Linked DNA regions of Homo sapiens: region 2 is linked to region 1. Evidence: chromatin contacts called from ENCODE Hi-C or POLR2A ChIA-PET data. All regions are on one chromosome and are shown on one strand. The core of a region is the stretch at or near the end of the contact, and the rest is flanking DNA. Distances in the headings are between cores, read along the strand shown.

The links. Hi-C counts contacts between places; a loop is a spot of excess contacts on that map. ChIA-PET counts read pairs that join two places held with the same protein, here RNA polymerase II (POLR2A).
Region 2: POLR2A ChIA-PET joins it to region 1 with 15 read pairs in activated T-cell. The contact joins two enhancer-like sites. A Hi-C loop is called at or near these places in 1 of 168 maps with a recorded cell type or tissue (HCT116). POLR2A ChIA-PET finds 5 or more read pairs at or near these places in 13 of 52 experiments (Caco-2, H1, HCT116 and 9 more).

Annotation. Positions count from the first base shown.
Region 1 is chr12:46,355,928-46,358,972 of GRCh38, reverse strand. It overlaps SLC38A2 (solute carrier family 38 member 2), which reads left to right. Exons shown (of 16, transcript NM_018976.5): 16 at 1-785. Among named protein-coding and RNA genes, the nearest start is that of SLC38A2, 15 kb to the left of the region's middle. Within about 2 kb of position 1,437, at least 5 of the 41 ENCODE cell types and tissues checked have a DNase peak (open chromatin) inside an H3K27ac peak, as active enhancers do; they include HCT116 and PC-9, where a contact is called at or near this core.
Region 2 is chr12:46,454,318-46,457,362 of GRCh38, reverse strand. The region is part of intron 2 of SLC38A4-AS1 (SLC38A4 antisense RNA 1); the gene reads right to left. The region is part of intron 1 of LOC124902923 (a long non-coding RNA gene); the gene reads left to right. Among named protein-coding and RNA genes, the nearest start is that of SLC38A4-AS1, 72 kb to the right of the region's middle. Within about 2 kb of position 1,407, at least 6 of the 41 ENCODE cell types and tissues checked have a DNase peak (open chromatin) inside an H3K27ac peak, as active enhancers do; they include HCT116 and PC-9, where a contact is called at or near this core.

The sequences.
Region 1 (3,045 bases), core at 188-2,687:
GTGCCTAGGGAAAATTCCAATGGATGATTTTCTGGGAGCTATCTTGTCTACCTTGAGGTTCCTGAACAATGAATTCCCATTAATGAGCAGTCTTCAGTATTAAAACCACTGTCTTGTCACCTCATTTTGCATTACTGTCTTCCGTGGATGTTTCAGTTACAACTGTAATGTTATTTATAGAACAACATTAATCCATTAAAGCTAACCTATTTTTCAATATTTATGATAATCTATGTACATATATTGTCTGTCCATATGTATTTGTAAATAGGTTGTATATAATGTCAGGTTTGGGTCTTGGGTTCAAGTGTATATATTCCTGTAAGTTTCTTAACTGCATTTTGATGAATTCACATTATGTAACTATAAGAATTGTCCCAAAAGTACCTGTACAGAAAATTGAATATTGAAAAATTGACAAATTGTGTACAAACACTAAAAAAAACTTGTTTAAATTGTATTTGCAATAAACAACATCAAATTTTTTCATGAAATCTTGGTACAAATTCAGATCTCTTATTTAAAATTTAAATAAGGAATACATTTTCAAAATGCAGTAATCAAAATGTGATCTAGTGTAATGAAATAAAATGTGATCTAGTGTAATGGAAGACCTTTGAGAACCTGGGTGTATTAACTTTGTGTATATAGTGTAAATATCCCCACTGTACTGTTAGAGGCCAACAATTCTAGTATGGCTTGTTGGCAAAGAGTGCTACACCGTTTCAATGAAACAATGTATGTTTGTTTTAACTGAACTAAAATAAATACATGCTTAATCCTGAGTAGCAGTGTTTTTTGTTTTGTTTTGTTTTGTTTTTTTCAGGTAATGGGATAGGCAGTGTCTAATGCAAATTGCATTGTAACTGCAGTACCTAGCACCTAGTAGGTGTCCATATGTTTGTGATGAATGGTCAGGAAAAAAAGTTTAGGTTCCCAGAGATTCTAAGTTTCCAAAGTGAGAAGGAATGGAAAGTCTTGGAGAGTTGGGGGAAGATGCTAAAATGCATCATAAGAGCCCAGGCTCAGCCCTGCTGATGGAAATAAATAGGTCAATAATGTATCAGAATCAACTGGAGAGCCTTTTAAAACCACAGCTTTCTGAAACGTGCCTAGTTTGTCTGATTGCAAAGGTCCAGCTGTAGGGTAGCCCAGGATCTGGTTTTTTACTTAAGAAGGCCACTCGGGTGATAATGATGCACAAACTCCAGGAGCAATCAAGTGGCCTGGAAAGAAGTTGGGATATGTTCAGTTTGGTGAAAAAGTCACAGGAAAAGAGGAATTAATGGACAAGCTGGTGCGTGTAACAGCATGGTTTTACTTGAGCAACAGTGGAAGTGGGAAGGTTACTAAGATACACAGGCTAGTTTAGGTATGGCCTACTGATAAGTCCGAAAAGCTTGAGGCTTGTGAAATGAAATAACCAGAGCTGAAACAGAAAAGACCACACCTTGGGATAGTCAAGTATGCCTGATGGTAGTTCCAAAGTCAGGAAACGTCTCCAAGAAACTTAATATGCAGTTACTAATGATGGTCAAATGAGAAGGATTAGGAAAGGCAGCAGAATTTGCAACAAATCAATTGAAGAATGACTTGTGGAATTTTCAAGTATTCATAGGCAAGCTCTAACTGAACACCTACCATATGCAACTAACATGCTCATTGGAAAGAGGGTAGGGTTATGTGTCAGACGAGTTCTAACAAAATCCATACACTTTCAAATGTGCTATTTTTTAGAAAAAAATGATACCAGCTGGTCGTGGTGACATACCTGTAGTCCTAGCTACTCCAGAGGCTTAGGCAATAGCAGTACTTGAGCCCAGGAGCTTGAGACTAATCTGGACAGCATAGTGAAACCCTTTGTCTCAAATAAATAAAATACAAAAAATTACCAAAGTGAACCAGAATGCAAATTTATTTATCTACAATTAGAAATATACTGGGTGAAGCCAGGCGTGGTGGCTCATGCCTCTAATCCCAGCACTTTAGGAGGCCAAGGAGGGTGGATTGCTGAAGCCCAGGAGTTCAAGATCAGCCTGGGCAACATGGTGAAACCCCATCTCTACAAAAAAATACAAAAATCAGCCAGGTGGTGTGCACCTGTAGTCCCTGCCACTTGGAAGCCCAGGGAGGTCAAGGCTGCAGTGAGCCGTGATCATGCCACTGCACTCTAGCCTGGGTGACAGAGTGAGACCCTGTTAAAAAAAAAAAAAAAAAAAATTGGGAGTGAAGGAAGGCAGGAAGGGAGTGAGAAAGGAAAGAAATTGGGTTGACATGTCCACTGAATATAAAAATACGGTACTCTAACCAGGGAGCTAGCTATTCCAGAGAGATTTCCATTAAGCTTAAGGAATATTCTAGGAACATTTCTAAATAAAGAACCAGAGCTGTTTGTCTTGACGTAGAAATTTAGAAATACACCTGGACATTTGGCTTAGTCAAATTTCTGATAACAAAAAAATCCGTTTAAATTAGTTTAAGCAAGAATGGCAGATGGAGAGAACTCCTTAAAAGATTGGGATGCCTCAGAGAATTAAAAGATAAACAGCTTCCAAAAATCAAAAACTGTCTTTGTTTTAGAGACCTCAATGACAGAAATGTGTGAAATTTCACTATAGAACTATGCAACTAGATTCTGAGCTTCTTGTTTTCAGTTCAATTTCTCAATACAAATCGGCCAGTAATGGGTCAAGATTCCACCCTAATCTCAAATGTAGTTTGGTGGGCAGGGTAACACAGTACAAATAGCTGCCAGGACCTACCCATATGGTGGGCAGAATAGTTTTCAGAGGAGAGGTACAATGGTCATGCACTAGAAATAGGCTAGAAAACTGGGACCAACTGTCCTGTTTTAACACTGAAAGTCCTGCATCCTGGAAACCACAGTCCCAGGCAAACTGGGAATGGTTGGTAACCCTAGCTAAGAAGGCAACCCCCAAAATGTTTAATGAAACAGTCCAGAGATATTGATACATTTATTTTCTTTGGATTTCTTTTCTCTAGGCTTCCATGCAGGACACTAACCTTCTTTTATGACTTTGCCCC
Region 2 (3,045 bases), core at 158-2,657, 98 kb before region 1:
CATAAAAAGCTAATAAAATCAACATCCAATCATAAGAGACCCTCACTGAAATCTTATTCAAAATTGAGGAAGTCTATAGTCACGTTTTTATTTCATCCTTAATTTCCCACGCTTTTCAAAGAGCCATATTATAACTCTTTCTCAAATATTTGGGAGGAAGTATTTTGATTGTGAAAATAGATGCTCCGAGAGTACCTAAGCCAAATAAATATTTACATTCTGCCTTTTTAGTTGAACAATTGACTTTGTTCTTTAGCATTTAGGTCAAAATACTTAAAAGTTTTAAAACATCAATAACAAGAGGATATGATTTTTCACCAGATAGTCTAAACTTACAGGTTTTAGCAAAACCTTCACAAGAAGGAATTGAGTAATTTAGAAATGTTAATGTACACACACCGTAAAAATAAAAAAAGGGGGTTGGGGTGTTGGCCACTTATTCTTTTTAACTAAAAAAAAGTCTCTCTTCCTCTTCCCTGTGTTTATGTAGTTAAGCCTTGGTGAGCATTTACAACCACTTACATCATTATAATGATAACCTCAATCTGCTGACTTTATGTAGGATTTATATCAAAAGAGTCTTGGAGCTTAGTATGCCTTATTTCATTTTCAGAGCATCCTTGTACATCACCATGTGACCAGTATCTTATCTGTATCATACAAAATTAAAACCAGATGTACTAGGAGACAAAGCAGCTTTCTCAAAGGAGATAAAGTCACATAATTATCAACTTAATGAAACTTGGCTTCAAACTCATGTCTTCTCTTAATACAGCCAAGTTTTTCCCCACTAGATTATTCTTCCTTTATATAAATTTAAGAAGTCATGGTGGCAGCTGAGCAGAAAGAACTGACTACCTGGAAAAACTCCAAGATTTTTTTGAGCTTGGGTTAACCTGACCCAGCAGAAGCTCTGAGACTTGGAAGAGAGGGAAGCAAGGCTATAAGAACTATTCATGTTTTTTGACACTGAGGAACACGTAAATTACTGATAACAGGTCAGCAAAATGAAAGTGTAAAAAAAGTGAGAAACATCAGTGTTTCATAATCAACTTTCATCATGGGCTTCACTGGAAACTCTTCTTCCAACTCTGAGCTGCATATCAAGCCTTGGAGCAAACACTCCTTCCATCTGAACTCTCCCTTGAGTTGTAGGAACTGCTCCTGTGGGTGCTAGAAAACAAGATTCTCCTGAAGCTGACTTAGAGCAGGTGGCTTTGTGTGAGGAAGACTGCAGAGGTGTGTCAGGTGTGTCCAGTTGCACTGAATTGTTCACATTTTTGACACTGGAATTTTGCACATTCTTTGGAAATAAGCCGTTCATTTGGATTCCCACAGTCACCTCTCCCAAGCCTGACTTGAGCTGCCAAGACTGAGTCACCTTCTCTACTCAGTGGGTCATATTACTGGTGGCAGGTTCCACCTGTTTTAGTATTTGCTTGAAAACAAAAGTGATCTTTGAGAGTTGAGTGACAGGGGCTGCTGAGCAGGCTTCCAAACCAATTGTGGGAGAGATCAAGATAACCAGTCACCTACAAGAGGAATTATGAAGACAACTAAGCCAAAAGAGAGTGTTCCAATAGATACCTTTGTCCCAATATCTTTCTTGGGATTAACCAGTGTTGGGCAAGGTTATCAGTTTAAACAGAAGTAGGAGAGGAAGTAAGCTTAAATTGCAGCAGAAAGAATGCTGGTCTGATAGACTGGAGAACTTCAGAACATGTTGGAGGAAAAAGAGTAGATCTCTACATAGATCTCTAAAGTAGACACCTGGAAATATATCCATCACGAGCCTGTCCAATACTAAAATTATCTGGGAGGAAACAGGCTTCAGCCAAACGAAGCACCTTTGAGAGAAAATCCAACCCTTAAGTTCTCTCATCCCTGCCCTCTACGACACCCCACTAACACTTGTTTTGCAAATAAATTGCTATATTCCTGAATATAATGCCAGAAACCAATTTCTTCCAGCACAGCTTTTCACCCTACTTAGCTTCTCAAAAGCATCACCCCTTTCCTACCATCTCCCATCAGTGGATGAAGTGATAGTCCCACTTAATAACTATTTAAGCAGTGGGCAAAGTTCTGTTATGCTCTATCTTAACCTTGCAAATCCAAGAAAGGGTTGTCAGCTCTTATAGAAACAGGAAACCATGTCAGCGTGTGGTAGAGAGAGCAAGTAGTTAAAGAGAAGCTCAAAGCCAGGCAGGATGGTGTTCACCTGTAGTCCCCAGCTACTTGGAGGCAGTGGAGGGAAGATGGCTTGAGCCCAGGAGTTCCAAGTTGTAGTGCACTATCATCATGCCACTGCATCTGCACTCCAGCCTGGGTGACAGAATGAAACTCTGTGTCTAAAAGAAAAAAAAGAAGAAGAAGCTCAAAGGACCTGGGCCTTCATTTCATCCTTGCCACTTGCCATTTGTGTGGCCTTGTGTTAGTGACTCGACAGCTCTCTACCTGCTTTCTCCCTCATAAAAACCTACTAATGTCGGAATGTGGCACTTGGCAGATTGTCTCTCTTCCTCCTGCACCTGGAAGGCATCAATAATCAACATTTCCACGGGTCACTCGTGTTAAAGGTTTCATGTCATTCCCTAAGGACATTTTTATTTCTGGAATATGTATATTCTGATCATTATGAGCCCAGGAAAAATCCAAGAGATGGTCAAGGCCATCAAGTTCAACACTCAATTTGCTTAAAGTCAACCCTTTATAAGTCAGCCAACATAGTGTTAATAATATTCATATATATGTGTGTGTGTGTTTATGTTATTAACATTATGTTGGCTGACTTATAGAGGATTAACTTTAAATAAATGTATCTATGTATATCTGTATATGTATAAACATGTATATATGTATATACACACAGACACATACATAGCCATATATATATATATATCTGAAATCTAGCCTCTCACAAAATAATTCACTTTAAGAAACAAGAGTAATTTTGTGATTGAAAATTATTTCAATGTAGGAATCATCAGCGAAATCAGTTAAAATGTAGACTTGGGGTAATTGTGTAGCATATCAGTCTAAGTC